Linked DNA regions of Homo sapiens: region 2 is linked to region 1. The links are chromatin loops, found by intact Hi-C in ENCODE. Cell type or tissue: PC-3. All regions are shown on one strand. Each heading gives the region's core, and the rest is flanking DNA. Links, peaks and the distances in the headings are about the cores only. Region 1 overlaps PTPRD (protein tyrosine phosphatase receptor type D). Region 2 holds the start of PTPRD (protein tyrosine phosphatase receptor type D).

Evidence for each region. Hi-C counts contacts between places; a loop is a spot of excess contacts. Peaks named below come from ENCODE experiments on the same cell type or tissue, not always from the same donor. Only the 100,000 strongest peaks of a DNase experiment are listed, where the experiment ranks them.
Region 2: it touches region 1 in a loop (6-fold over the local background); 2 of 110 quality-filtered maps call a loop at or near these places.

What each region holds. Positions count from the first base shown.
Region 1 is chr9:10,527,755-10,544,586 of GRCh38, forward strand. The region is part of intron 2 of PTPRD (protein tyrosine phosphatase receptor type D); the gene reads right to left. Among named protein-coding and RNA genes, the nearest start is that of PTPRD, 77 kb to the right of the region's middle. In PC-3, for the core only: no CTCF peak of the experiment used is centred there; no DNase peak of the experiment used is centred there; H3K4me3 peaks cover 506 bases; H3K27ac peaks cover 2,715 bases.
Region 2 is chr9:10,603,064-10,619,895 of GRCh38, forward strand. PTPRD (protein tyrosine phosphatase receptor type D) reads right to left here and starts at 9,939. Exons shown (of 46, transcript NM_002839.4): 1 at 9,625-9,939; 2 at 9,335-9,442. PTPRD-DT (PTPRD divergent transcript) reads left to right here and starts at 10,143. Exons shown (of 3, transcript NR_110696.1): 1 at 10,143-10,363; 2 at 13,554-13,606; 3 at 14,798-16,832. RefSeq lists a silencer at 9,884-10,093. In PC-3, for the core only: no CTCF peak of the experiment used is centred there; no DNase peak of the experiment used is centred there; H3K4me3 peaks cover 3,862 bases; H3K27me3 peaks cover 1,214 bases.

The sequences.
Region 1 (16,832 bases), core at 3,216-11,215:
AACAAGTAGAGCCATTATATCAGCAGATGGGATTTTTCTTTAGCAATAATTACTTATGCATATAATTCATTCTGCCTAGTTCAAGATAATAGTTGCATATTCAATATTTATGGCATTATGAGAAAGATAATTATGTGGCTTTCAAGTGAATTACCCTTGATTATAGTTTTCTTGTTTTTATATACACTATATTCTAAATAATCCATAGTAAATATTGATAATAATTTAAAAGATTAAAGCTAATCATGACCTAAACCTTCCATTGATTCAATTTCCTTTCTCACAAAACCTCAACAAGGATTCTTCACATCATACCCTATAACACACACACACACTGAGTTGAAAGCTCAGCAAGGGCAGGAGCCTGATGCAGATCTCTACAGTGAATCCTGCTCTAAATTCCTCCAGAAGAAATGTTTCTTTCTTACTGTTCTCATCATGAGGCCACAGAAAGAAGGAGTTAAAAACATGGATGCTCCAGGCAGATATCCTGAGTCTGATTCCAAGTTCTACCACAGACCTGCTGTGCATCCGTGCATGAGTTATTCAAACTCTCTGGACCTCCCCATCTCCAGTTTCCACATCTGCTAATCTACCTCTTAGGATTGTCAGAGTAAACTGAGTTCACATATATAAATGCTTCAAACAGTACCTGACACATAATCCATGCTGCTACTATTAATGTGGAGACCACCTTCATTATAGAACCTGTTACAGTATATTATAACATCTTTTACCACCACAAGAATGTCAAATTTAGGAATATATATTCTATTAAAATATATACAAAATATGACATTTGTATCATATGTATACTCAGGGCCTAGCCCAATGGCCAGCACACATTGACAATTGATGCTGTATAAATAGATGTTTGATCACCTAAATGGCATGCACATAAGTTGACACACAACTTGTCCAGTAATTTGGGCATTAATTAACATTGGTATATAGCTTGCTTGTATAATCCTGACTTCTTCTGAAGGCAGTTGAGATTTAACTGTGAGTGTCTTTAAATATTCTCTAACAATTACTCCTTTATCCATACTATTTCAACAACATTAAATGATGTTTTTATAGTTATATATTCATATTAGTTACTCAAGTTTTTAAAAGAAATTAAACATAATTAAAACAGATTTATATCTATATATGTTTGTGTGGATAGGGTTAGTTTTGTGGTGGATGGAAAAAAGAGAAATTGACTTTTTTAATTAAGAAAAATAGATGTGCCGGAAAAATTTATGGCTTAGGTTTAGTGAAGCTCCTAGTTTAGTTTCTTTCTTTTTTATTTGTTCATGCTATAAAATAATTCATTTTCATGACAATGAAAGCAAAAAATAGATTTGATCTCCTTGATTTATTTTAGCTGATGCATTCACATATCTCTTTTAAATGCAAGAACTCAACTATTCTAGGATCTAGAACCAGAAATACCATTTGATCCAGCAATCTCATTACTGGGTATATACCCAAAGGATTATAAATCATTCTACTATAAAGACACATTCACACGTATGTTTATTGTGGCACTGTTCACAATAGCAAAGACTTGGAACCAACCCAATTGCCCATCAAGGTTAGACTGGATAAACAATATGTGGCACATATACACCATGGAATACTATTCAGCCATAAAAAAGAATGAGTTCATGTTTTTTGCAGGGACATGGATAAAGCTGGAAACCTTCATTCTCAGTAAACTAACACAGGAACAGAAAACCAAGCACTGCATGTTCTCACTCATAAGTGGGAGTTGAACAATGAGAACATATGGGCACAGGGAGGGGAACATCATACACGGGGCCTGTTGGGGGATGGGGGGCAAGGGGAAGGATAGCATTAGGAGAAATACCTAATGTAGATGATGGCTTGATGGGTGCAGCAAACCACCATGGCACATATATACGTATGTAACAAAACTGCACGTTCTGCACATGTATCCCAGAATGTAAAGTATAATAATAATAATAAAAAGAATGAGTTCATGTCTTTTGCAGGGACATGGATGAAGCTGGAAGCCATCATTCTCAGCAAACTTACACAGAAACACAAAACCAAACACCACATGTTCTCACTCATAAGTGGGAGTTGGACAATGAGAACACATGGAAACAAGGAGGGGAACATCACACACTGGGGCCTGTCTTGGGGTGGGGGGCAAGAGAAGGGAGAGCATTAAGACAAATACCTAAGGCATGTGGTACTTAAGACCTAGACGACAGGTTGTTAGGGGCAGAAAACCACCATGGCCCATGTATACCTATGTAACAAACCTGCATGTTCTGCACATGTATCCCAGAACTTAAGATTAAAAAAGTCAATTTAAAAAAAATATTGCAGTGATTGACACCCGTACTTAAGAATATTTAGAAAACTGTTTAGACAATACATCTTCTAAAATAAAGTCTATAGTAAAATTATCTTTTTCTTTCAGCCTGAAATTCCTGTGGCCTGATATTAGACTCAAACTTAATCTATACATCCATGTTAGAGAGTAGGTTTTATACTTAGTTCATTATTTAAAGGTATCCAGTGGCAAAAATAGGAGTGTACCAAATTAGACTTTTTAGAGGAAAAAAATCTAAAATGATTATAATTTACGAAAAAGTAAGAAATGCAAAAAGTTTAAACCCCATGCAAATGGAGTACATCTTTTTTACAAACTCACTTTTGTCTTGCAAAAAGTACATTTTTTTCAGAACAAGTGTTCCCTAATAGCAATTAGCACACTTACCACGTTTTGAATGCTAAGTATTATTGTCAGAAAAAGAAGTCAATAAAAGGTAGTAACTGATCCCAGTGCTGATTCAGGGAAAGCATACAATGAGCCTGCAATAGTGAGCTGTGTGTGAACATAGCATAGAGCTCAGGAAATGATGGGACTATGGCAAAATAATAATTAATCATAATGATAATAAGAGCCAGATTAAAAGAACTCTCACAGGCTTAATTTAGGAAATCTGACAATCAAAATAAATAATGATGACAGTGAACTATAATGTATTGAACTAGAAGAAAAATTCACATGTTAAAACAGATATCAAATAAATAAATAAATAAACAGGAGAATAGTGAAAGTTCATCCTCACAGCAGACTACCACTGCTAAATGTAGAAGATATTAGAAAAATGCCCTATTAAATCCACCATAGTTATAATTAATCGATACAGACAATGGATGCTAAAATCAGTAGACAATTTTTTTTTTTTTGAGACAGATTCTTGCTCTGTCAGCCAGGCTAAAGTGCCACTGTGCGATTGTGGCTCACTCCAACCTCCACTTCCCAGGTTCAAGTAATTCTCCTGCGTAAGCCTTCCGAGTGGCTGGGATTGCAGGTGCAAGCCACCACGCCCGGCTAATTTTTGTATTTTTAGTAGAGACGGGGTTTCACCATGTTGGTCAGGCTGGTCTTAAACTCCTGACCTCAAGTGATCCGCCCTCCTCAGTCTCCCAAATGGCTGGGATTGCAGGCATGAGCCACTATGCCCGGCCAATGGATAAAATTTTAATGGAAAATGGGATATATACACAGACTTAAAAGATCTACATCATATTACAGTCAGTTCTGCTATAACAGAATAAGTGTTCCTAAAAATCACCATACTATGCAAAAATGCACAACAAAAACATAGGGATGATGGGGAAATGGGATGACAGACAGAATACTCAAAGACAGCATCACTGACACATTAAAATAGATGGGAGCCTAATAAAAATGGTAGCATATTAAATAATGAAGTAATATATAAACTACAATAAATATGGCACTTTACCTTGAAAAAGACTTGAAATTTGCTTATATTCATGAGTGTTGGAAGAATTGTAGCTTGTAAATCATTGTGAAGTGGTGAAAGGGAAGTTCTCTGACATTGGATACAAAGTTGTAATATCAAATATGGCTGGCTTTAAGGTGTATGCATGTATGCATTTTGTGTCTTTCTACATGCCATGGCTCAACTGGGTGCAATTTTCTGTGTTCATTTAGTGTTTCTCCATGACAAAAATCACAAATAAACAAACACAATTGTAGCTTTGCTGCAATAATTTTCTGATGTATCAATGGTATTCCAACAAATTTACATTTTCAAAGAAATGTAATAGCAGAACTAACTATAGTTATTGTAAAGTGGACAATGGTAACTTTCCCATGGAGAACTCCAACAGACCCTGCCTTCACCAAGTGATCAGAATTAACCTTATTTAATAGTGGGAATAACTGTATTACATGCCATGTAATTCATTTAATACTTTATTTTAAAATTACTCTCCCACTTGTTGGGGAGCCTAATTTCATTTAGCAGTTTGTAAAACAAGCATTAATTTAAATTAATGGACTTTTAAGCTGATATTTGTTGCAGAAGCTTATATATAAGATTTTAGATTACTTCAGTGCCACACCCACCTTTATGTGTTTGCATCCAACTATGATAAATTTATGTATGTCACGACAGTGGGGACGCTGTGAGCTGAACAGCAAATCACTCTAATTAAGGTTGATGACAAGAACAAACTGAGGAAACTGGTAGGCCTCTGTAAAATTGACAGAGAGGGACAACCTCATAAACTGGTTGGTTGTAGTCATGTAGTAGTTAAGCAGTATGGCAAAGAATCTCAGGCCAAGAAAGTCACTGAAAATATTTCAAATACAAAAAATGAACAAATGACACATTGGTTAGTGTTCCTAAAATAAATAAATAAATAAATAAAAAATACATAAAAATGACCCTATCCAAATGGCCAGATGAACAGTGTCTGTGCACCTTTTGTAAGACTTCTGTTGAATGTGGTTGTGCTGTAAAAGTCCTATATATATACACTATATATATATTTATATAATATATATAAATCCTATATATATTAGATATTTATATATATTAGATATTTCTAATATATATATTAGATATTTCTTTAAAAACATTGCACCAGGGAATCTCTCCTAAATAGCAGGTTTTATTCTTTTAATCAATGAGAATTACCTAATAAATAAAAGTTTTCTTTTTTGCTTTGTGTGTAAGGACTCTTAGAATAAAATTCAATGCTTCCAGACTAAAATTCTCTTAGGTTGTGGTTTTCATGTATTTACCTGATCCCTCAGTTTTATGGCTCCTCATGTAAATTTTCAGAAAGCCATCTGCTATTTTTTTAGTTTGTCCCCACCAAAACTCATGCTGATACATGATTCCCAGTGTGGCAGTGTTGGGATGTAGGGTCTAGAGGAAGGCATTTGGATCATAAGAGTAGCTCCTTCATGAATAGATTAATGCCCTCTAATGCTCTCCAGATAGGGTGAGTTCTCCTGGGAATGGATTAGCTACGGGGTTATTAAAAACAGTCTGGCATCCTGGGTTTTTCTCTCTTGCTTCCTCTCTCCTACATGATCTCTTTGCATACACAGGTTCCATTCCTGCTTTCCTCCAGGAGTGGAAGCAGCCTGAGGCCCTCACCAGATGTCACCACTCAATTGTAAACCTTCTGGCCACCAGAATGGTGAGCTAAATAAACATATTTTCTTTATAAATCACCTGGTCTCAGGAATTCTGTGATAGCAACACAAATTGAACTAAGACAGCATCCAGCCATCATACATCACTTATGTATTTAGCAATTAATTAGCTGTTGACAAGGAAAAATATTCTTATATTGTGTCTTATTTGTAGATGAGAAAATTCTTTGGAGATGAAATTTACAATCATAGAGTGGGTATATACACTCAGCTGTCTCGCTGAGTCTTTGCTGATTTATTTCCATTGTATTGAAATTAGTCTAATTTTTGGTGTTTTTTTTTCAGTAATGTATTAAAGAGTATGAAACACATAAACCTCATGTCACACACTTATAAATAATAATAAATAATGGTAATATGAATTAATAATGAATAGTCCCATGTATAACAAAATGATACAAACTAACACCTCCATCTGCATTAATATGCACCCAATTATATAGATATCAGGGAATTAAGAGCTTTTTAAAATAATCGACAGGCTAGTAAGAATATAATAATAAATTAAAAACTTTTCACTATTATCTATGTTTTAAAGCCATATTTCATGCATACTTTCATCTGAACACTAGTGACCTATTTTATAATAAAAACACTATTTTATAAGCATTTCAGAGCATATAACTAGTTTCACCTTTTTTTATTAGGAAGTTTTTTTTAATTAAAATTGCTCAGTTAAAAGTTAAGTTTGTAGCCTATTTTTTTCTAAGGGAATATTTTATTTATTAATAAATATAAAATATTTGTTATCCTTTTTCAATATTCATAGTGAAATGTATTTTTATTTGAAACCAATTTCACTGAAAGTTTTAAATTTTTAAGAAGAGTTCTAAAAAATATTTCATTAAGGGAAACCCTTACTATCATTGTCAGGTTGTTTAAGGATTATATCAGCATTGTAGTGTAATGTGATTCAAAGATGGCAATACTCTCTCCATATCTTTTAAACTTTAACATCAGAGTTCTAAAAAGATGTTAAAATTACTCTATGGGACCATCTTCCAAAGTTAAAAACTTAAAATACAGCATATTAGATAAATTCTCCCATTTCAAATTAAAAAGCAATGGTTTTGTATGGAAGAAAACATATTACTTCACCCATTATTAACTTTCATGATAAAATATTTTATTTAATTTAAATATAATAGTGTGACCAAAGTTTACTTTAAAATGATGATTTTGGTGTTTGACTTTTCTAATTCAGAAAACATAATTGAAGGCAAAAGCAATGGTTTTGATATGAGCTTCCTAGGCAGGTATTTTTATAGCCCATTAACATAAATATGTGATTAAAATTATTCAGAAGCATTTAGATAGGAATTTCACAATGGAAACATAAAACCTTAACACAACAGGACCAAATTTTTGTTTAATTCGTCCTTACTAGGTTGGCAGACACAAGTCATGCCCTTCAAGGTTTCCAACGGCAAATGCTACTATCTACTAAGAAGAAGAAGAAAAAAAAGCAGATTACTTTTAATTTTCTATTAATCATCTGCATTTCTGCTTCAATTTGAGAGGCACCATTTCATTTAATTAGTCCTCTCATTATAAATATTTTCCACAGTGATTCAGTTGACACAAGTTTTCTGACACTGACTGTGCAGATGGCACAAAACTGGTGTCTGGTCTCAAAGGAACTATTTGACCATTGCAATAAAAGAGCAATAAACAAAATAGCAACATTGCAGCCCACTTCAGTTTATGTAGGCAGTCAGCCTTTTATCGCTGTAAAACCTTGAAATGGATGTATGAGCTTTGCTGCTATAAACAAAGAGTTGTTTACAGCTGGGGGATGGCAGGTACCAACAGTGGACTGGAGCTTCAGCAGCCTGAATGTCAGGAACTGACTAATGTGAAGAAACATATTGTGGCTTGTTTTATGGAGAATATGTTTTATAAACCCCAAGGGACCATTTATCACAAATTCATCCACTCTGTAGCAGATTGCTGCTTTAATGTTGAATACTGGATTTCAGTCAGGTTTTCAACTAAAAAATTGAGGGGAAAAGTCCAAATGTTATTTTGTTTCTGTTTGCTTCATATTGATGAATCTCAAATTTCAGCATAGAAAATCCATTTTAACAACTCATCCTCTCCCTTAAACAAACTAAATATTTTATGATTTGGGGCTGATTCATTAGAAAATTTACATCTACTTACCGTCGTGAGCTGTTTCAACAATGCCATTTATTTGTAATCTGGTGAGCTTACTGTATGCCAACATCTTTAAAAAAAAGTGTCTAACAAAAATGCACTTTGCTAATGGGCATTGGAAAATGTATACTGTTTCCCATAAAATGAAATAATCAAGTCACCACAGCAAGAGTTTTTATAGCCTTTTTTAAAAAAAGTCAATAAATAAAGCCACAAGGATATTTCACAGAGATGTCATGGTTGATAACCATTAAGTGAATATAATATATTTGACTTTACTCATTACATATAAAACATCATTACATGAGAAAACAACAGCTCATCTCAGTCTCATGAAACTGTGCACAGCAAGTTGAAAATTGATATCTAGCCTTGTGTCAGCAACTCTCCCTGTTGTAGGTGAATCCAGGCATATGGAATAATATGTCCCAAGATACCCTTTTACCTCTTTATGGCCTCTATTGTCACAAAGTGAGAAAGCAGACATAGGTTTCACACAGGTATGCTTGTCTTAATACTCGACAAAACAGTTGGTTTTGGGCTTCAAAAATCAAAGGAAAGTATTTGGGGAAATAATAACCGTGAAGAGGGTATAAAAGAGTTTTTTTCCAGTGGTTAGCAAACCTCTTACAGCGGAATCACTTGTGAGTGAGCGGGTGTCGTGCTAGACTACTGTTTAGATTCCTGGACCAAATCCTAATCCATAGAGCCAAATTCTTCAGAGGCAGGACCAAGGAATATGTCTGCTTAAGAAACTCCAAATATTACTGTGATACACATATACAGGTGAATTATTAAAGCAATTATATAGGAAAAAGTATAAATATAAGTGTAATATCATCTGTGCACAGATAGTGAACATTTAAAAATTTGGGGGATTCAGAGAAATTCTCTTGTAAGTCACAGAATTTTATTGATTTCTTCTAATTTCTGCCTTAAAGCTTTTCTCCTTGTCCTTTCAAGATTTCTTCTTTTGTTCTGCTGCTGTTGACTCAAGCATAGAATACAATTCGTTTTAGGTTAAAATCTAGACTAATCCATACATTTATTATTTTCATGTTTATGAGAAACTTCATAATAATAATTTTAAATAAACTTCCCTATCCTATTAGGAATTGGATCTGTTTGCCTAACTACCATCCATTACAAGTAGAGTTAGAATGGCTCAATCAATGTGCTTTCTGGTTATGTTTTGCTGGAACTATGCAGTTCTGAGTGTAAAAAATGCACACTCCACGCTGATAAGCACTTCCTGTTCCTGGTTAACACAGAATGCATTGCTTGTATAAATACTGGCCCAGGGAACACTGCAGAGAATAAAAAACATAAGTGAAAAGTCAGCTGTCTCATTAAAAGTGAGGTTAATACCTCAGAACTCCTCTTCTTCTACCTGAGGTTTGAATGTAACCATTGGATCATGCCCTATTTCATGGTACCAATTTTCTTTTAAATCTAATTAGTAATTGGCAATGCTTTATTTCCAGCTATTAGAGTTTCACCTAAGCCAGCAACTAATAGTAAAGCAGTACGGTTATTAGGTAATTCAAATGAAAGCTTCAAAGCTCCTTTTCCTTCTGGGGAATCTCAAACTATCCCATAATTGGGTTGGGCATTTCTTTTCTAGCTCTGAAATAGCATTCTGTGGGATGAACAGCATTTGCTCCTTTTTAGAGATAAATAATTCTAAAAACTATAGGACTATTGTCACCAAATAAAGATGCATGGCGAGATCTATCAGATTATAATCACTAAATTAGGTCATATAGTTTAACAACGTATTTCTTATGTGAAAGAAATGATTTAAAAAATCTAAGTGGCTTAAGAGAGTTTATTCTAGAGCTGACATGATATCTCTTACAACTCAGCCTTCTTCACACACTGATTTGTTAATGTCAGCCTTAATTCCAAATTCTGTTAATGAGCTCAACAACACATTCTGTTTTGTTTCCTATTTTTGTTCTTGAACTTGTTTTTGCTGCTGTTAATTTGTGTTGTACTTATTTTTATAATGTGAGATCGAGTATGTAAATCATAATTGGCTGAAAAATAGCTATGTAAAAATTGGGCATTAACATAAACTAAAAATTGTCAAAATTGAAATTGCAATGATTTTTGGTATTTACTTCAACTCTCTTTCTTTACATTGTTTTTTCTTGAACTGTCAAATCATTGTCTATTCCTTCTATCCATCAAAGTTTTGTGCTTTTCTTTACATGATTTCCTCCAAATATTTAGCTAATGTATCTGTTTTCTCCTTCAGTGAACACTCCTTCAGTGAGTTTCTGATTATATCCATATTTATATTTATCATCATAATGTCTTAAAATTCTCTCTTATAATCTCATAAAAGTTTCCTAATAACTAAATCTTACATGACTTAAACTGAAACAAGCCAGGCTTTTCCTTATTCCTCTATGCAGGTATCCTAAAGATGGTTGCCAGATCAGCACCCTTATAGTGTAACCAGGAAGCATGTTAAGAATGCAGATTCTCAGGCCCCAACCCAGTCGAACTGAATTAGAAATTCTGAGGATGACACCTCGCAATCTGTGTTTTACCAAGCCTTCCACCTAAAATTTGGAACCTCTGGTGTAGAATATAAAACCCAGCTCCTTGATGTCAGACAGACCTGAATCTGAGTTTAGGCTTGTCAACTTGCATAGTCTTAATCAAATTGCTTAACTCTGATTGGCCCAGCTTGAATCACAGTGCCTATCCCTATCCAATCACTGTGTTCAAATAAATGGGAGGATTTGTTTGGCTTATCCATCCTTGGCCATGAGACGACACTGTGGATAGAGAGGTGAGAAAGCCTCATCATAAAATAAATAAATAAATAAATAAATAAATAAATAAATAAATAAATAAATAAATAAATAAAAAGGGAGAGGAGTGGTTCTGTAAAGAAAGAGATGATGAAGAAAAACATTTTCTGTTCTCAATGACTTTGTTCATATTTCCCCCTCTCTATTCTTCATCTAAGGATCTGTAACCATTTACTTTCTTCCAGGCTTGAATAAAAATCAATTATTTTCAGGAGCTTTCTTCGGTTAATCCCTCTCTCTATATATACACAATTTTACCACACTTGAAAATACAATCTTTATACAATTTCTTTATGATGATTCCCATGCCAGTTTTCCTACATGATTGGTTTTCTGACTGTGCTATAAATTATATAAGACAGGAACACTGATTCTCCCCTCTCATCTCCCTTGCATTTTGTTAAGTTCTCCCATATATAGGATGTACTGAATAAATTCTTTCAAGTTGTTAATCCTGTTTATCTTTTAGATTCCAATCTAAATCATATAAAGGACTTGAGACATTATCTTATTTTTTCTTAAAATGTGTAACAAATTTATTTAAAATTATGTTTTGAGTATACAGATCTTATAATTGAAAACCCTGATAAATATCTTGAATCTTGATATATAGTATCATGGAATTTTTTAAACAAGCTGCTTCTACCTTATTTTCTCAGAAGTTTAAGGTGTTTATAAATACTAACTTCTAATACTCCAGTTACACAGTCATTTCCTGGGTCACCAGCCTGTGCCTGGAGGACCTTATCCAGGGAGTAAAGTTTTGGTAATGGCTCTTCCCTAAATCCAAAGCATCACTCTTTCCACATTAATGCAAATGCTCCTGAGAACTGAAAATACCCCTTTCTCTCCATCCTGATCTTGCACTTACTTATACAGGTCAAATTAGGGACAATCCTTTCAAGAGAAAACAGCATTTGAATTTATCATTATTGTTTATCACTTTTTTGTTGTTGTTTTGAGGTGGAGTCTCGCTCTGTTGCCCAGGTTGGAGTGCAGTGGTGTGATCTCAGCTCACTGCAACCACTGTCTTTCAGGATCGAGCAATTCTCCCACATCAGCCTCCCAAGTAGTTGGGATTACAGGCGACCGCCATCATGCCGGGCTAATTTTTGTATTTTTAGTAGAGACGGTTTTTTGCCACGTTGGCCAGGCTGGTCTCAAACTCCTGACCTAAGGTGATCTGCCTGCCTTGGCCTCCCAAAGTGCTGGGATTACAGGCGTGAGCCACCACGCCTGGCCTGTTTATCATTTTAATAGAAAGTCTAACTCCATGTTTTATGTTTGACTGCTGACAGCTTTCAAATCCCAACAGTCCTTTCACCCTTCTGCCCCACACAGGGCCAAGCTGATAAGAAAGTCTATGAGCTCCCTTTTTTGGTGCCAACTTGAAGTTTAAACTACATAAAAGCCCTACTCTGTGAGCACACAAGCCCCTCATCTTAGTTCCACCCACTAACCACTATTAAAACCTATGGCTGTGGACCCTCTTTGCTCTCTGTCAAGACATTTTCAGATCCGCTTTGGAGGCGGACCTCCTTTCCCAGATAGCTCACAATATGAGTCATAAGAGTTTCATCACCTCTTGTTGTATGGGTGGCATCATCAATCTTGACATCTCAAATTTTAGGTGAGGGGCCCATCTTGCGTCTGTGGTGTATCAACAACAATCATTATTATCATTGTATGCCAATTAATCAGCAATGTTTTAAATACTTCTCTGGAATTCTTCTTTGTATTCAGATAAACTAAATCAACATAGTGGGGCAAACTATGTTTGTTGGTTTGTTTATTTATTTATTTTGAGGTGGAGTCTTGCTCTGTTATTTTGAGGTTGGAGTGCAGTGGCATGGTCTTGGCTCACTCAACCTCCTCCTCCCAGGTTCAACCAATTCTCCTCCCTCAGCCTCCAGAGTAGTTGGGACAACTGGCGTGCACCACTATGCCCGGCTAATTTGTGTATTTTTGAGAGACAGGGTTTCACCATGCTGGCCAGACTGGTCTCAAACTCCTGACCTAAAGTGATCTTCCTGCCTCGGCCTCCCAGAGTGCTGGGATTGCAGGCATGAGCCACCGGACCCGGGCATATTGTTCTTTTAAATTGGTGTTCTGTGTAAAAGTCAGAAATTCTGGGTTATCAGTCCTAAAGTCCATTACCCTCAATTAGTCTGAATGTGCCTACCATCTTTCTGAATCTTGTATGAGGAAGATTTAAAGAAATCAAACCACTAAATTATCTTTTATTACTCCTTTTCCCATGTATAATTTGCTAAGTAGTAGTTTTGGAGTTTTTAACCAATATTTCTGAAAATATCTCATTTTGCTTGCTTCTTTTCATCCATTCCTACATGTTTAGTTTGCATTTGTAACTTATATTAATGTTACAATTCAGGCTAAAAGGTGTAATGTGTTCCAAATCCACTGGCTAGGTGGATGCATTTTTCCCTGCTCAAAAAGAATGTGGTAATTTTTGTTTCTTTATTTGTTTAAGTATACAACTCTCAAGGCTGAGGTTGAAATTTGGCTTTGTTTACAAGTAACATGAAGTGGTGTGTAGACTCAGACTAGAACTTAATGGATGTTTTTCAAATCATAAAACTACTCTGCAGTTTGGCACAATTTAGAATGACTGGCAGGCTCCCCTTAGCAGAGGCCAAAGAATGAAATACCAGGGGTGTTGCAGGTCAGTGCACTGGCAGGGGTGTATGGGAAAGCTTGCCTGGCTTTAGCTCCTGCAATTACTCACTCAAGTTCATGCACGATAAAATTGAATCAAGTAAAAAAAGAAACCATTAAACATTGATACGCACTACACATTGACCCAAGGATGAAAAAGAGACTATTTTCCATATGCTTCCTTTATTTATCTGCTTTATGGCATAAAACAGGACTTAATTATACTATTTTATTCCCATAGATAGTGCCCTGTAAGAGTTGGAAAATGTATTCATTCTTTAAATGCTGATATAAGAAAAGAAGGATTGTAACATCAATCTAAGCTGCCTTGATTAAAGATATAATGAGAGAACAGGACAACCAAAAGGAAAGATGTCAGTTCCTGTCATTTCCACAGAAAAACATATCCAATTGACGGAACTTATTTTTTAAGTGTTATAAATTTCCAGTTCTATACAGTCACCAGGACCTTTATGTACATTATTTCATTTAATCATAAAAGGATTATATGTTCCAAATTCTTAAGGCAAATGCATTTTCAATTGTCTGTTGATTATTAAAGAGTAAAAAATCATAAGTTTATGCAGTGAGTGTATTTTCCGATTCTTATCTCCTTATATATATTTATATAATACACAAATAAAAATAATTGTGTCAATAAAGAAAAAGTTAGTTACCATTATTACATATTAAATAAATATATGTTTGTTATTCTTTATATTTATTTTTTGTCTTGACAACTACAATTTTAAATAAACATATCACCACAGGTTTTTAAAAAGGCACTAACATGTTTAATACTTTAATCAGACAATTCTATGGAAATTTAACTTCTATAAAAGGTAATATAAAGATACATTTATAATATGTAGCCTATTGCATGCAACTGAAGACCCCTCCAAAATGGGTTAAATATATTTAATAACAAATGAGATTTTTACCAATAAAAGTGTAAGACAGTTGACAACTTTCATCAATTATTTGATTGTGTATTTTCCCCTGGCAGATAAAACTGAAGTTCCATTAATTGGCATAATTATTATGTTGTTAAGGTATTTGTACCCTAACAGGTCATAACCCCATTTATAAACATAGTAATTAATAAATTAATGCACGTGGCCAATTATTTCTCAAGGTGAGAAATAAAGTCTTAAAATATAGACTTTTGTAATTCCTTCTTATCTTGAAAGACTAATAAAAGACTTCAGATATAATAAATTTAATCAAAATCTACTTGCAGTTATAATGACAAATTTTACTTAATAAACACAGCTGCTTTGTACTAAGAATAGCCTCCTCCTGTCAATCTCTGGTAATTCTGCATCAGCTCATACTGTATTACAAAACAGCATGAATTTTTTATAAGTTCACTGAAAGGGTTTGAAAGATGGTATTCTACTTACTATCCACTTGTTGCTTGGCTTTAAATTGCTATGTAAGGATTTAAAGAAAAGTACAAAACATAAATCTTAAATATTTTATTTAAATCAGGTACTCTATATTAGAACTTGGTCATTCTCAACCATGACCTCTAATACCTTACATAGTTATAAATACATTTTGTTGAATTTTAAAAACATGCTCATATCTGATAAAATTACTTAAATACCTAGTGATGTTGTCTTATTAGAATTAATTAATTGTTATTATTTCACCTTATAAACATTTCTTATTTATTTTTCTCTCAGAGTTATAATAGTTGTTGATCACTTACCTTTATATTGGTAACACATATATTCACAGTGAAATATTGTAGCTGGAAATATTTACTATAGATTTTCTTCCTTTTTTTAATTAACTAATTTATTTATTTTTTTGAGACAGAGTTTCACTCTTGTTGCCCAGGCTGGAGTGCAATGGTGTGATCTTGGCTCACCACAACCTCCGCCTCCTGGGTTCAAGCAATTCTCCTGCCTCAGTCTCCTGAGTAGCTGGGATTACAGACATGCACTACCACGCCAGGCTAATTTTGTATTTTTATTTTATTTGTTTATTTATTTGTATTTAATTTTAGTAGAGATGGGGTGTCTCCATGTTGGTCGCACTGGTCTTGAACTCCCAACCTCAGGTGATGCACCTTCCTTGGTCTCCCAAAGTGCTGGGATTACAGGCGTAATCTACCTCAACAGGACAATTTTGTATTTTTAGTAGAGATGGGGCTTATCCACGTTGGTCGCACTGGTCCTGAACTCCCGACCTCAGGTGATCCACCCTCCTTGGCCTCCCAAAGTGCTGGGATTACAGGTGCAAGCCACCACGCCCGGCCACTAGCTTTTCATTTTTAACTAACATGATAAAGGGGAAGGCATAAAGCTAAGTTTGTCTAACTCTACATTTAAGCTAAAAATTTGTCTAAAGCAATTTATGAAATATTATATAATTTACTTATATAATTTGATTTCGGAGACACCTTTATAACAATCTAATTAAAATACCAAATTCTGACTGCTAAGAGTTCTTTGCAGAGCTGAAAAATTTACTCATAGAATTTGTGTGTGAGTAAAATATAAAATTCTGGTTTCCTTAACTCTACCAGTTTGAAGAGTTTAATATATATATATACACACACACACACACACACACACACAAACACACACACACGTACACACACACACATATACATATATGTAAATATATGTTTATGACCACAGATGTGTTCCTGATCTATCAGCATTATTGGAAAATAACATTATGTTGTCTTAAGGCATCGTGCTTAAGCACAAGATGGGCTAGTTCCTTTGAAGTTGGACATTTGAACTATAGTAAACTCTAAGCTTTTGCAACATAACTTGCCAAGGGATAGAGATGGTTGGCTCTGGTGCCAAGAGCTATTAATACATCGCAGTCAACAACCTTTCACTGTTTGCATAAATAATAGTAGTATATAACCACAATGCAACATCTTAACAGAAACATAAAATACAGATAGGGTTTGAACCATATCTCAGAGGTATATCCAAGTGCTAAGATGTCGGGGAATCTGCTTGTGATAGAAAAGATCCAATGTGGAGCCTGATTGAAGGTAGAGGAGGGCAGCAATAATATAGAAAAGTTCCACCCAATGAATGCATGTCTCAAGATCTGACCACTATTTCAACATTTTTCACACCACTCCTTTAAGGTACTATATCATCATAGTCTTAATAACTTTGAAAAACAAATAGAACTATAGTTTATAAGGAACAATAATTGTCCTTCCCTACTTTATAAGTAGGCTCTTTCTACATATTTATATACTTCCACATATAAGGTTTCTGAGATAAACATATCTTTATATATCATAAATATATCTTTAAAATTATGTATGGTGTCCCTAGAAATAAAGTGCTAAGGATAAATCTGTCACAGGGACAAAGTTTCATAAGATAGTCTAAAATATGTTATTTTGAAAGAGGTTTATATAAATGAGAAGACAAAAATGTACCATTTTAACAGAAACAAAAGTGATACAACAGCTTATCGGCATACTACTATAATAGAATGTCTTTTCATTGTTGCTTTTTTCTTAATTCTTTTCATTGTTGCTTTTTTCTTTAACAGTGTACTTAAAAACACATTTTAAATGATAATGTGACTTAAATGTCTCTCAATAATGGGATAAAGCAATTTTTCTTCAGTGATCTATCCTAGATCTGAAGAAAAGAGAATTATCACCCATCATTTGCTAA
Region 2 (16,832 bases), core at 4,987-12,986, 77 kb after region 1:
TATACCATAAAATCTGACGCCAAGAGGCTGTAGAGGTTAGAGTGGTAGGAACTGAATGAATTAATCTTCCCAGGAAAAGGGACCCGAGCTTGAAGGGCCACCCCAGGGAAAGGCAGAGAGCACAGCAGGTTCTCTTTCTGACAGATTGGAAATCCCAAAGGAAGAAAAAAATACACTCAGAAGCATTTGTGCCACGCTTAACTCTCAACTTTGGGAGGAGATACACTGGAGTTAGTTTTCCTTGATATGATTTGCCCTCTGCTTCTTTGTTCCCCTGGGCAGCACTTTTACAGTATCTGTCCTCCTGCATTCACATTTGTGATCATTTACTTATGATAACTTGTGCTCACTTCATTTGAAAGAATTTGTCTTATAAAAGCAGATCCACAATCTCACACTTTTTCTGCTTTTCATGTACAGAATCTAGATAACTGTAGCATTTACCTTCCGTACTAATATGCACATCTGGGAAAATACGTTATTAACTTTAGGCAACTTAACCTCTATGTGCTTTAGTTTTCTCATTTATAAATCAAAGATAATGATTGTACCAACTTCACAGGAATGATATGGGTATAAATAAGTTAATGCATGGAAAGCACTTAAAATAGTGACTGGCAGATATGAAGCAGTCAATAAGTGTTGGCTATTATTATTACCTTCTATCTGAAGATTTCTCAAGAACTCATGAGGCAGTATATAAGAGATAAAATTCAAGAAACCAAGAAGAATAAAAAGATCATAGTGACCTTGAAACCATCTCTGATTTAGAAACAAAAAAGTGTAATTACATACTTCTTTTAATCCCACTACAAGAAGTGATAAACTACATATGAGCTGCAGATTATTATATGGATGAGAAGGATGAATGAGTTGTAAGAGAAATGCACAATACAGACAATAGTATAATCTATTTAATAATGTTAATAACACACCCTTTAATTGTTCATAAGGCCAACATAGTCATTCCTGTGTGTCACCATAGCTCCCTATGAAGTTAAAAAACATAGGCAGAAGAGGGGAACTTGGCAATAGAAACAGAAATAGGAAGAGAACTGATGAGTAATGGAGGAAAGAAAAGCCTGCCATGGTGAGGACCATATATTCTGACCTATTCTGACCATATTCTGACCTAGCTTCTTCATCTCTGTATTCAGCAGCATTTGATTCACACCAAAGCATTCTTGAATATGGCCTGAAATTCCTTTCTCTTAAAATAGCTATCTATATCTGTATCTATAATACCATCAGAATATCTCTCAGAATGCACTGATGTAATACTTCAAAAAGCCAGTATGAATGTGTCTTAGTGAATGTGTAATTTGTTTTATTAAATCCTGGCATGTTTTCCAAGTGGGAGAGGTGTATGGGAAAATAGGAAGACTTCAAGCCCCTAAAAAAAATAAAAATAAAAAGGAAGGAATATCCTCCTGAGGGGCAGGAAAATGGGAGAATAAAGCACTAGACTTAATCCCTGAGACAATTATACTGCAAGAAAGCCTTGTTGCTTGCAACCACACAGGTATAAATGATGAGGCTAAGCTATTCTTTCAGAGCTAACCACATATGTTTCCTAGGAGAAAACAAATGGCTAGCACATATGACACACAATAAATACATCTATTCAGAGGAGTTGCCACTGGAATTCTTACACACTAAAATTATAAGCCATGGTCCATTGAAACAGGTACCATAGATAAGTGTTAATTGAGAACTAATTGAATGTATTATATAATAAAATAGGAAATTACAAATGGGAAATATTTTTTCTATACTTGTGATGCACATAATTTAGCTTTAAAATTTACAGGTATAAAAGTTTTTTGAAGGTGAAACAATATATCATCTTGGCACTGTTTTTCAAAAGTTCCTGCTGAGTAGTACTTTGATAAAGGTTTTCAGGGGGAATAAAAAAGGAAACTCTTCAAACTTAAGTCATAGATGTTTCCATGATTTTTTTTAAGAGAAATCAAGACGTGAACTTAGGGTAACTTATTAACTTCAGCAGTATCTAACAATCCCACTACATTTCTAAACATTTAAATTGCACTTTTGCCTTCCTCTTTGGTTATTTGATCCAAAGTACACATTATAAGTCCTCTTATAAGAATATCTCACCTCAAAAGGTACAGGAAGAATTTCCTCATTTTTCTCTGTCTATTCTCTTTCCTGAGAAAACCAAAGCACTTCTGCTATTATGCTTTGGTTATAGCTGAAAATAACATGAGTCTTGACTGTAACTGCTATTGTATTCTATGAATTTGGAAATATAAGGGACTGGTGCATAGACTGTAAACTGCTGCAGTGGTCTGGCGATTTATTTGTGTTTTTATATTGTGTCAATATTAGGATAGTACGGCGTATTTTTATCATGCTTTACTGCCTTTCTAGAACTTTGGAGAGTTGAACACACATAAGGAATTAGCACTGGAGTGAGAAGATGATGAAGGGTGCCAAGAAATTCCAGTGGAAAACAGCATAGACTGCAACTGCCTAATAAGCAACACAGCTTCCACCTAGGTTCTAAAAGCAATAGCTGTGACTCAGGATGACAGCAAAGGAGAAGGACAATAAGGTAAGTGTAGATACGTATCTGGAAATTTTTCTGTGATATAAAGGGAGAAATGCCTTAGGGAAGAGATTCCTTTTTCTCTATGGAATCAAAAATTTTATGATAACGTGGATACATTTTATAAGACCATAAGATGGTCACAATTGGGTAGTTTCAAATTGCTAGCACATGGCTGTTTTACTCAGCACTCCTTGACACATAGGAGACTCAATACATATTTGGGACTAGATAATATTATATGATTTATGCTGCCGTATTATGCATATTGCATAATCCTGACTAGTGATTCTGACTTGACAACATTTACAAGCTTGAAAATAGAAGAGGGTGCAACCTCTGCAAGTAGTTTGAAAATAGAAGAGGGTGCAACTTCTAAGAGTAGTGCATAATGTGAATATGGTACCTGAATTATTGTCCTATCCTTGATTTCTGTAGCAAAATCAAACAGGAATTACTATGGTTCATGAATAAACTGTCCTTCTCAATGGTTCCAGATGGTTATATTGTTATCAACAGCAAAAAAACGGAAAAGTGACAAGATAAAAGTGTGAGCCAGACTTCCCTAGAAATCTGATGACCACCTAACCCCAAGGTGAAAGATTTATCTTTCATCCTGATAACCATTTGGGTGAAGAATAAGAAATGAAATAATTCTGTCTCTAGCGTGAGATTAATGAGTCACTCCTTCTACCATTCTCTACCCCCTCCATCCTTTTCCACTGAGTAGAATTTCTAACTTTGATTATAAAGATTTGAGGCCAATTATTGGGAAAAAATCCCAAGGATGCTAGCTTATGTGAGTATTTTTCCTAAATTCTAAATACAGGTTTTTCGTAAGTGGCCTACACTGGTTCCACTTTAGAAACAGGAAACACTCCATTACTTCTTCTTTATTTTCTTTTTTTTTTTTTCTGTTTCTGTGCTCTAAATTAACCTTTCCTGGAACTTGAGATAAAATATGAGGTTTGGGTTATTTTCTATGTGGTATAAAGAAGCTATATCTAGGCCTTTATCTTAACTGAGCAAGGACTATTTAACCAGACAAGGGAATGGAAGTATTCCTATGATACGTATGTCATGTTACATGTGGGTAGTAGTAAAAAATGCATGTGAACACAATGCTTGCCTGGCTTTGTTCTCTGTTCGTGTAGCTGCTGAAGGAGTCCCCTTTTTAACACAAACTACATTTGAGAACTATAACTTTGGACAGTTTGTAAAATCTATAATTCACAGAAGTTCTAATATGATGAATGCATTGAGACTTCTGTAGCTGATTACGTAAATATTTGCAAACTTAAAAATGAATTATTTCAAAAGTTCATGAATTCTGTATTTAATCATAATACTTTAATTGTTCCCTTACAGAGTAAATCAGATAGCATTATATATGCAATGATTCATACAAGGCATCCCAGTAGAAAAGACACACATTTAATTTAAGCTATCTCTGATCTCATGTGAAATGTATATAATCGAATATGAAATTATTCTCTTCCTTTTTAGCATCTAATGTAAGTAAATGTATTTGAGAATATAGAGGTAAAATATTTTTGCTTCATGGTTATTTCAAATTTAAAATATTTACTTATTATAATATAGTATTTAGAAAATACATGGACTCATTATTAAAGGCAACGCTTTGGTAATATGGTGTATTGTTGAACTTTGATTTAAGAACTAATTAGAGAGCAATTTGTTATGTTACATACTAGTCTAAGTCATTTCTTTTTGACTGTTTGATTATTATACATACACTTTTAAACTTTTGAGTACACCATTTTCACTAAGTCCTATTTTGAAGAGAACAGATGTTTTTAAACACACACAGATACATAAATGCTCACATGCAAACACAAAATAAAATGCAATTGAAGTCTCTACAATTAATCAGCTATATTGGCTATATTTTACAATTTAAAAAAATAAGTATAGCATGATCTCCCAGACTTCAGTGATTTAAAATGTACATTTCATAGAGATACATATCTACTTGCTGCAACTCAAATATTCCTATCACATATAGAAAACAATTGGTCATATTGATTTTCCTAGAAGAAAAAAAAAGTTTCCAATTTCATCAGTTATATCACATGAATTATAATGAAAAATAAATTATTGGTTTTCTTTAAGAAAAGCAAGCATTTAAAATTAACATTGCATATATTCCTTCTTTGTATTCATTTTCCATGATTGGAAGTTTTGTTATTACATTTTTTTAAAGTTAATGTATTGTATCCTACAAGATCAATGAAACTATTTTATTGATAATGTAGTTAGAGGTGTAAAAATTATTGTCTGTGTATTTACTTGGCAATATAGCATGTGAGATGGTACTGAACAAGGATGGAAAACCTCTCTGTGAAACTGGGATATTCAACCAACTTTGATATCTTTTATTTTTGAAGTTCTCAATTTCCTCTTTAAAATGCAAGGGTTCAAATAATTTTTTCTATGGTTCTTTCTAGCTCTTACAGTCTACATGTATGTAAGGAATAATATATATTTATTTAAATTGTGCATATTTATCCAAATGTGATGCTGCAAAATAGCATACATAGAGATTTCAGAGTGGGAAAAAGGAAGACCAAAGACACTAAGCATCCCCTTTTACTTATTTTCTTCTCATATCCTTCTGATATTGGGTACAGTAATAAAATCCAAAAATAATTATACATGTAATATGCTCTCAGTGGCAGCAGCATAGGGTCATTTAGAGAAACTTGAGTCCACCTCTTCCCTTCCATAATCTCCATCCTGCTCCTTCAAAAACACTCCAAATAAACATTCAATCTCAATCTACGTAACAAGAGTGTCCAGGCACTGCTGACCTGACTTCAGGACAATTTCCTTAGCCCTCTTTCAAACAAGATGGCTGCCCCTAACTCCTACAGGATTCTCAAACTGCCACAGTATAATCTGAGAATTTGCAAAATGCAACTTCAGTTATATTCAGTATATTAGTCACATAGCTTGAAAGACTTTCAAATTGCTAAGCCAATTTATTTACCTGACAGAGGTACAGAGAGTCCAGATTACCTCCTTAGGGTCACACTTCCAATTGTAGTGATGAAAGATAAACTCAAAACCTTTGTTACTACAATCACATCAGTGTTCTCCTAACGGGTAATGTTCATTTTTTGATTCTTCATTAATTCTTCTTCATTCAGTGAATTTTAAGAGTTTTGAAAAGCTTGTTACAAGTACAGTTAATGTCTACATTGTTTGACTGTATCAGGAGACATTTATTTATTCTTTACGGATGCCAAATGCTTTTGACAATCCTAAAAAAATAAAACAGTGAACCGACAGTAGTGGTAAAGAAATTGCACTTTAATACATAAGAAGATAAGTTCAAATGGCATTGAACTGGGTACAAAATTCTACTTATTTAATTTTCATTATAACTTTTAAATTAGCATTCTTGAATATTTGTCATATCATTTGCATTGTTAAAGTTTATTAAATTCAGGATAGGTGTAAGCCCAAAAATATGTAACTGAAATTAAAGTGTTTCCTCCAAACAACAGAGAGAACTTGAAATAATGTTATTTGCTGCATTAAATGTGAGACATACATAGATAGTAGCTAGATCAATAGAGACACATGGATAGATATATTTAATTCTGTAATTTTGAAAATCACATTTTTTTCAGAATTTTCTAAAAAGACATTAAGTAGGTAAGTTTCAAACATGTAACATGCATTTCAGGTCACCTATTATCAAATTATTATATAAATTCTGTTCACTCACCACCCTCTACCATAATCCAGTTTTAGAATTGTAAAGTTACATTAATCACACTTCTCTAACTGCAGAACAGTTTACACCAGTGGTAACCACAATAATTGTCATGTGCACTATTAGTCATTCCTAAAATTTTAACATAATATTCTGCTAATTCTTGGATATAACTAGCAATATTTTAGCTTTTCACTTACTCTCCAGCATTATTAAAGAAAAATGTGCATTTGCAGAACTCTGCACCTGCATACATTTGGATTCCTGCATCCTACTAGTAATACACAGGAAAGATATCATGGCATTCCATAAAGAATAAAGCAAAAAAAGTTATGAATAGCTCAACCTTCCAATATCACATCTAATTAGCATTGTTTTCTTTCTAAATTAAGTGTATTTAGTAAATAGTAATCATGCCTTGAGTTCCATAAAATATAAGACCATGTGGTCAACAAAATCATCTTTATGTTGCTATAGTTACAAGAGTAGGCTTGTAAATTTTATGTTAATATTAAAAGAAAAGAAAAACATGTTTGCCTTCACCAACAGCAACTGAAAGCAAATGCAGGTATACAGCACTTTATTAGAAAGAACCCCTTTAGTAAGCACATGTAAGAGGAATTAATCATTCATTCCCTGCAGACTGCTTATGTATTTCATCGGGCCATTATCTGATCTGAATAACAAGAACAATTGCATAATAAAACACATTACTGCTGACACTAGCAACTTTCTTCTCAACTTTAAAGTTGCAACTACCTCTGTACAGGACAGAGAGCTGGTGGCCAAAAAGGTGACAATTTAATCACCCATCCTGCTTTGCCATTTTTATCTGTTATTATATAGAGACAGGGATCAAATGCATGTGCAAGCTTTACTAGAAACAGCTTTCATTCAGGCTATTTTCCTTAGCACTATGACATAATTACAACAGAGGCAGAATGTATGTCAGGTTAGTTTTAATGTTACTTACAAATATTTGCTTTCAGAAATTCAAAAAGAATGCACAAATCTGTCATGTCTTCTCTACTGTGTAAAATATGTCCTATACTAATATATGTAATAACATGTTTGAACCACTGTTAAATTTGCCCTACTTAGGTACAATCTTCCCCTTTATTTTTCAATAATTAAGTTTTTTTTTTTCCAAATATCAGATAGCCTCTCGGACATGTGAGGTCAGAAATGAGTAGAGGTTATGTGCTATAATCCAAATCTGATCAGCCAAGGGCTTCATTTTAAATCACTTAAATTCATTTTTAAACCAATAATAGAAATGTTAGCTAAGAGCAGTAATATGTCTAAGAAAACTCATTTGGATAAGAAATTAAATAATAATCAAGAAACAATGACACATCTTTCTCAAATGATTCCATATATGATAACTTCATGTCAACCAATTCATTAACTGTTCTATTGTCCTGTCTCATTACCCTAAAAACTTATGGCCCAAGATATTTAGAGCTTTCAACACTGAGTAATCAAAACAACTCTAAAACATCTCTACTTTTTTGTAATAATTGTAACTTAGCTTACTCTTATAATTTCTAAAACCAATCCCCCATGAATACAGATGCTTTTATATACTCACTTAAGTAAATAAGGAGGTAAAAATATACTCATTCTACCATTATCAACAATTAAATACAAGGAAGCCCTTAGGTATAATTAATAATAAGCTGCTTTATTGAAAGAAATTCTCTGAGATAAGTACTTTTACTTTTCAATCTGGTTTTTAACTTATAAGGGGTTTTTATTAAAAAGTATGTATTATACTGAGAAAGAAATTAACAGTTAAAGATAAAAGGGATAAACTTTTTCTAATCACTATTAGACTCTAGTCAGTATAAGTACTACCATGTCAAAAAACTTAGGATTTGTTAAAAATCAGGTCTGTTTTGTCTAAGTTGCAACTCCTACTGTATCTACTGTATATGTAACAATGCAAGAAGAATTAGATTCAGAATCCATTTGGCAGTGATAAAGAAAAAAATGCTGAAATGTTATTGATTCTCTCCCTCTTGTGCAAAACAAACTGAGTCAACTATATTTTTCCTGACATAACACAAAGGTTTTATTTAGATATTACAAAATATTGGCAAATGTTAGACTACATGTTTTTTATATATATGTATAATGAACTTATTAACCCTTTTGTAGAAAGAAGAGTGTCCTACTTCTGTAAAAAGAAATGCTACAGCTACTGACATGGTGATGTTAGCCCCAAGAGGAATACTGCCTGCAAAAGTTTTTGATGCAGAGATATTCAGCCTTAGGAGACACCTTAAACCTGTCACTGGCTGCTGAGCCCTGTCAGAGTTTATAACCCGCTGTGTCAAAGTCACAGTCTCAGCCCTGCCCTCTCCAAAGTATTTTTCACATTCTCTCTCCAAATTAAGTTCATTCTAATTCTCCAACTATTCTAGTTCCAGGATTTTCCTCCAATTATTATCTCCTTACAGGCATGAAGAAATCGCAACAGAATTTTCATCTGGTCTTTCAAACCATCCTTATTAACTTTCCCTTTTCCGCCCCCCCCCCCTTTTTTTTTCTAGAGCTTTTCAGAACTAAAGATAAAACAACCAACCAACTGAAGTCAGAGTAGGGTGGGAGTTAGCATGGATTAGGGCTGAGGTTGAAGGTGGCAGGAGAAGTGAGCCAGTAGGGTTAGATTTTTCAAGCTTTTTCTAGATAACCACCCTTAAATCTTAGAACCAACCAATGTTTAACAAAGCAGGCTTCCAATAGCCCTTGAACAATAAACGTTTAAAAATCAGTTTTCCAGTAAGGCTGCCCATACTGATCCCATATCGAAGTCTTCTAAGGGCTCTTCCAAAAAAAAAAAAAAAAGAAAAAAATGCTTAGCGAACCACTTCTCAAATAGGAGCTACTGAAGTTATATAAGTCAAGTTATTCCCAGGTAAAATGAATAAACTGTCCACAGCATTGGACATTGGGCATTGAAAAGCATCAGCATATGCTTCACTTTAGAGAAAAGAAAGACAGAAGCACAGTTTACTTACTAAAGCAGCCGCTCCAGTCCTCCTTGGAAACCCTGAGGAGTCTTCTCTTTTCTTTCCTACCAGTCAAATAAAGAATTGTCTTTCTATTCCACACAGGCCCAGAATAAACTGCAAAAAGGGATGGCACATGCACAGCAGCCCGTCAGGGTTTGGCTTTGGTGGGGTGCTTCGATTTCTGATTGTTTCAAAAGTGGGATCTTCTTTTCCGGAGGGAGGGGGCAAAGGAAGAAAAAGAAAGCGCGCTCGGAAAGCCGGCTTGGGTCCTGCTAATTATTCTGAAGGCAAAGTACCTGCACTCTCCCCGCCGAGGCTGGCTGGCGGCGCCGCGCCGGAGGGGAGGAGGCTCGGGAGGAGGAGGAGAAAGAGCAGCGGGAGGACTCGGGCTGGGAGGGGAGCGCAGGGTTGGGGAGGCCGATGAGCGGCTCCCGGCTCCTCGGAGAAGCAGCCGAGACGGCAAGGAGGAGGCGAGGCTCTGTCGGGGCGAGGCGCTGCCCCCACGCGCTCCGGCCGCCGGCTGCGGGCGCGGCTGGGCGGGGAGCCGAGGCGGCCGCTCCCGCACTCGCTCGCTCGCTCGCTGGCGCTCCCTCCTCGTCTCGCTCGCACTCACAGGCACACACCCCACGTCTCCAGCAGCTGCCGCTCGGCCTCACGCACTCACCTGCATTTCCTTAACGAGCCACTTGATGGCTGCCAGCGGCGTGGGCCCCGCTCCGGCGGGCGGGGGCCGGGGCGGGGAGAACGCGGCGCGGGATGCTCCGAGCGCCCGCTGGGGAGAGAAGCGGCGGCGGCGGCGGCGCTGCGGGCGCGCCAGATGGGGCGGGAGGAGGGGAGACCCGGCACCCACCGGCCCAGAGCTGCCTGACGCGGCCTGGGCGGACCCCGCCGCCCGGGTGCCTAGGCACGATTCCAGGGATCCAGGGTAAAGCGGTTCGCGCGGGAACAGGAGGATATGTCAGGCACAGGCTATTCCCCATCACTATAGCCACAGAGGACTGGTCCAGATGCGGATCCCGATCTGTGCTTCTTCAGGTGTTCGCGTGCTTTCGGTTATTATTATTATTATTATTTTCCGAGGGAGGCTGTCGGTAACACCTAAGGGGTAGTGGGTGTTAATAGCTGGGGGACGTACATTTGATTTGCAATGGAATCGATGCTTATGAAGAGCAGACTTAGGGAGGTGAAGGGCAGGGGCACAGGGGTTGCTTGGCGGAGGGGGTGTACTTCGGCTGAGCTGGATGGAGTTTTCAGTCGGGGCGCTTGGCAGTCTGGCTGGGCTTGAGGGAGGGATAGAGCTCTGCCAAGGTGGTAGCTGAGAAGGGAAAACCTGTACAAGAGTTGCTGAGAATATGCCTCGCTGCAGAGGAGAGGACATGGATGCAGGGAGCGGATTCTTCCCCACCTCCTCCTTACCCCAAGGTAGAGTGGGGTATCGGAGTGCATCAGATGTGGTGTACCACAGACTCGGGAGACAGGGGAGGAGGAACTTAGACCCCCAGCGAAACTAGAAATAAGGTTTGGAGCTGGGGGGAGAAGAAGGGGCAGGATGAGAGAAAAACAGCAGGAAGCTTTTTGTCATTTTACTATCTTTCATGTCTCATCAGAGCATACAGCTATAGGCAACAAATGCTCTGTCTCTTGATAAACAGAGAGCAATGTCACCATGTCGGTGCGTTTTCTAAAAAGCCAAAATAATTATCCTGTTTGTAATATGCAACACAGAGCATTCCAGGTACCATCTGGTCAAAGGTTCTGTAAGCACTGTAGAAGAAAACAAATAAAAAAAGAACAACGAAAAACCAGTTATCCATCTACTTTCCTTATATGTCAATGATCTAATCGCAGAAATGTCACTTTCTCCCGAAGAGAAATAAAGCTTAGTCACTATAGGTGGAATTTTCCCCAGGGTCCCTTCACCTTTTTCTTTTCATACCTTCTCCACTGCTTGCTGTGTCCCTTTGCTCTTTAAAAGGGACCCTTCTCCTGAACCCACGCGCTGCCGGGTTCCCTGCTCAGCCTCCCTAAAGCCACGGAGCCTACCCATCCAAGAAGGTTCCCATGCACAAACAGTCATCATCACTTAAAAAGGTTCTTGGAAATGACAAGATATGAACGAAAAAAAATTACACCATATGTGCAAGTGTGTGTGCATGTGTACATATTTTTGTAATTATACAAAGCACTTGCCCCTCTTACGGTGCTGTCTCCCCAAGATGATGATGACTGACTCATATTCTCTCTCTCTCCCTCCCTCCTTCTCCCTTTCTGCACAAATACACACCACTCACTCCTGTCTCAGTTCCTTCCTGTCAGTGTTCAATAATGGTTTTACATGAACTTTCTGTTAGGCAGCCTCTGACTACCAAGGGCGAGTTGGAGTGGATTGGTAGGAGGGAGGCTGGTCTCAATGATGCCGCTCTGTTTCCTGCCATCCCTCAGTCATTACATACACTACTGTACTTAATGCCAAGTAGAAGCAGAAATGATTTCCTCTCTTGCTAGTCACAATAATATATTTGTCCTCCCTCAGAAACACAAGTAATTAATAATAAAAGAAATAATGCATCTTGAAACCATGGGAAGAGCAGATGGAGGCTGATGTGGTTGTGTTAGTCACCTTTTCTGTTGTTGTTGTTGCAAAGACAACGTGACCACCTCTCCCTTTCTACTGCTTCTGGTGGGTTAAGCAAAGCATTTGGCCCTTTTACTGTATTCTCTTTTCCATCTTTCCCTTGACAATAGTTTGTGTGTTTTAAGTAAAGATTTCATTCTGCCAACCCGCAGGAAGCTTTTAACAAGATGCAGCTGAGCGTGTCGATATCTTATATCTTTTTACTGCTGCATGGGGGTGTTCAGCAACTTGAAACTCTTCTCTACTTCAGCTCCAGGCTGGGATCTCACAGAGACAGTGCTCCCTGGGGCTGATTTACTCTTGCTCCTGTACAACTATCCTTTGGTGTCCTCTGGAAAACAAAGAATATTTTAAACAATGGAAGAATCAGTGTTATACTCAATCCCCTTCCTCCTACCTCCTCCCCACATAATAATATCACAAATGTTCAATGGATTAGCTTATTGTAGAGATTTTATTATTAATTACATCTGAGAATTGGATTGAGATATCTTACTTGAAGGTGATTGCACCAAGCTTAAGGAGTTAAGAAAATTTTATTATCTAACTACCTAGCTACACTTCCTGTAACATTATAATTTATTTCTCCTTCTTCAATAAAAAGGCAGATGCAAATGTCCGCTTTAAGTTATTGCCATATATTTACTCTTAAAAATCAGTAACCTATCTGAATTGGTTGTTGTCAGTGGACCACGTGTTTAAAACAACCATAACAAATGTAAGATAAAAATAACCAAAAAGGGACAGTGAAATTGGGCCAACAAAGCATGGTCCTGAATATCAGTTGCTTTGAGGTTCCCTTTATTTTAACACATTTCTTTATTTATCAAATCTACATTTAGCTTTGTTATATATAGGCTTATAATTAATTTTAACAGCCTGCTGTAAGGAGAAGAAATCTCAAAATTTACATTTGTATTTTGGATTTTTGAGGGAAATAAGTAATTTCCTTCCTGACTCAGTTTTTAAATTAGAATTTGCAATACATAAATAGCAACTACACAGCAATAATTTCCTGTTCTAGTATGTTATTTAAATGTTTTGAGAGCATCATGAGGAAATTTCCTAATTATACAGCACTCCATATTGTGGAATTGAATAAAGAGATAATTCCATATTGTGGAATTGAATAAAGAGATAATTCCATAGTGTGGAATGGAATAAAGAGATAAAAGGGTAATAAGGAAGCCAGGGAGAGCAAGTAACCTGTTGGAAAGGAGACAAGGATCTAGGAGGTGTTCGAAGCCCAATCTGTAGGTAGGTTGGATTTGTCAGCAGTAGACTCTCACACTTTGACTATTGTTTGTTTGTTTGCTTTGCCTCAGTCTGCAGTAATGGTGTTCACTTAATTTATTCTCCCTTTTCTCCACTTTTCGTTCTAAAGTTATGCCACTTGGCAGAAACTACAAGTAGAAACAATTTTATATTGATAACATAAAATCATGCAGAAAACCATGTACTTAATGAATCAAACTGCTCATACTTATTTCATGTGGGAAAAGATAATCTCCTGCTCTTTAACTTTTATTTAGTCAATGGAAGTACAATTTCAATTGACTAAATGGGTATAATTTACCCAATTTCTTATAGATGGTTGGATACCAAGAAAGCTGCTCAGGAAACCTTACAACACAATGGAAAAAGTGAGTTGACTATATAATTATTCAATGAGTTGTCTATATAATTATCCAATTTAAGGAGTCTTAATGAAGTCATATTTGAGATGGTTGTAGGTACAAGGTATAGATGTCATTCCACTGAAATCATGATGTAGCTAATGCTAAATTACACACAATCTAAAGGCTTCAGGTTTTGACATAATGTACACATTTATTTTCTCACTTATTGTGCTGGTAGCTTTCTATCCCTGCCCCTCTATTTAATCCCAACCTCAGACCCCTCATGTGCTCTTTTCTGTGCTCTATGGATTAATCTTTAGGTATTGTACTAACCTGGTTTCCCTTGTCCCCTGGTTTCTGTTTGGGTTTTGTCAATGAGAGGCACCAGAAAGGGGCAGGAGGAGAGAAAAAGCAGGGCCATGTTTCCCCCATTTGCAGCATAACTTGGCACTGTGGTTCTTTCTGGCAGTGGCTACACAGTCTTTTCTTGTCACCACCTTTCCATAGCTCTACCTCATATTTTCCCCCAATATCCCCATTGTATCTGTTGCTCCTTCAGCTTTCCACTATGGCTAGCAATTAAAATAGCCAGTATCCCTCATGGGATCCCATAACACAGCTACCCTTCTAGAAAGTATCCCTTATCGAAATTCTCTTTAAAATGATTCCTGATTGTGCCTTCCATTTCCTCCTGATACTCTGAATCATCCATTTCTGTTTTTTAAATTCATAGTATTCAAAGATATAATTTTTATTCAATTGTCCTAGGTTTAACAAATATATTGTCTAATGTGTAGAGAAGTGCCAAAACATTATTATTACTCAAAATGAAAATAACTGTAACATACCACAAGAAAATGTTTGATGGTACAGCTGTGATGGTAAAGTTCATGTGTCAACTTCAGTGGACTAAGAGATGCCCAGATAAATAGAGAAGCATTATTTCTGGGTAAGTCTGCAAAGGTATATTTGGAAGACAGTAGTATTTGAATCAGTAGACTGAGTTAAGAAGATCATACTCACCAGTGTGGACAGGAATCATCTAATCCAGTGGGGGCCAGAATAGAACAAAAAGGCAGAGGAAAGGTGAATTCTGTCTTGCTCTCTCTATCTCACTCTATTTCTGTCTTTCTCTCTCCCTCCCTCTGTTACTCTCTACCTCTCCCCATCTTTCCTTGATCTGGGAAGCTGACACCCATTTTCTCTTGTGCTCAGACATTGGAGCTCCTGGTTAAGCCTTCAGACTCCAGGAGGCACACCATTGGGCTCCTCAAGTTCTCACCCCTTTGGTCTCAGACTGAATTATACCACCAACTTCCCTGGTTCTCCACCTTGCAGATGGCAGATTGTGGAACTTCTTGGCCTCCATAGTTGCATGAAGCAATTCTCATATTAATTCGCCACTTACATATCTATACATATTCTCTTGGGTCTGTTTCTCTGGAGAACCCTGACTTATACATGACCTTCATGTATAGCTAAATAACAATGTATTAATATTTTCCACAGAGGTGTCATGTCTCTGTATATTAAATGATCCAAGGCCAGGCGCGGTGGCTCACGCCTGTAATCCCAGCACTTTGGGAGGCCAAGGTGGGCAGAGGAGGTCAGGAGTTTGAGACCAGCCTGGCCAATATGGTGAAACACCTTCTCTACTAAAAAAATGTTAGCTGGGCATGGTGGCGCACACCTGTAATCCCAGCCACTTGAGAGGCTGAGGAGGGAGAATTGCTAGAACCTGGGAGATGGAAGTTGCAGTGAGCCAAGATTATGCCACTGCACTCCAGCCTGGGTGACAGAGCGTGACACTGTCTCAATAAAAATAAAAATATATGATACAGATTCATCAAAATTATAAAACTACCTCAGTTTTTAAAAAACATGTTTGTCACTGTTTTATGGTATCTGATTGCAAAATTACAATAATGATGGCTAGTATTTATTAGTTGATGAAACACAACCATAATTTGTAAGGTATAGTAATTCCCATCAACTTTAGAAACTGAATTAGCAATCAAAACTATATATATCCATTCTTTTAATTATTTTTAAAAGCCTATAATAAGGATGTTAAAGGTAAAGCTAAGTTTTCAATAATAACCCTAAAATAACTGCATTATGCATATCCTTTGGAAAGAAAGAGAGCAATGAGGGATGGATTTAAAATATTCTATCTACCAAGTTATTTTATGCAAATAGTTTTTAAAATAACATCATATAAATTAACAAAGATCAGGGCAAGTTCCTTAATCAAAGTAAAATATTAAATATAATTTTAAAGAGAAAATTTAATAGTTCCTATGAGTTTTTTGCCTATTTTGACCTTAAAAATTAATAAACAGTTATCACATTCAAGATCTTACCTATACATATCTACTTAAGACACTGTAAATTTTGCTTCTTCTGATACTGAGTAATGTTGCATTTTCTTTTATAAATGAGACATAAGGATGATAGCAACCACACATGCACACTCCAGAGATTGTTCTAACTTCCCTCCACCCCTTCTTTTGAAACAGGGTCTTGCTCTGTTGCCCAGCCTGTATCACAATCTCAGCTCACTGCAACCACCTCTCGAAGTCAAGCAATTATCCCACCTCAGCCTCCTAAGAAGCTGGGACCACAGGCGAGAGCCACCACACCTGGCTTATTGTTTTTTGCATGTTTAGTAGAGATGAGGTTTCGCCATGTTGCCCAGGCTGGTCTTGAACTCCTGAGCTCGAGCGATCTGCCACCCTCTGCATCCCAAAGTGTTAGGATTACAGGTGTGAGCTGCATGCCTGGCCTAACTTTTTCAGGTGTATTAACACTATGCCATCTAAATTTTGCATCTAACAAAACTCATTTTCAGAAAACAGGTTGATTGGAGGTCATGGAACGGTTAAATATTAGAGCTGAGACTTGTATCCAGGCAGTCTGGCTCCTGAGTCTCTGTGCTTAACCAATATTCAGTGTTATACAAATCGTTTTCTTAACTCTGTATGCCTTTTCTTTCCTAAGTTCAGAGGCTTCCGAAAAATTTAGCTGAAAGTGAGAAATTCCTATTCAGTGAATGGAGACTATAGAGTAGAGCCGGTGCCAAAGGATAATTGTGGGACCGTCTCAGAGAACTAAGTTTCAATTTTTAAAGTGGGTCTTTTAATTTATATTTCTATTTGAGTCATTTTGTATTTTATTTATTTTCATATGACCAATCATCTTGTGTTCCACATATCTAATGATATAATCAAAAATTATATAGAAAAGAGTT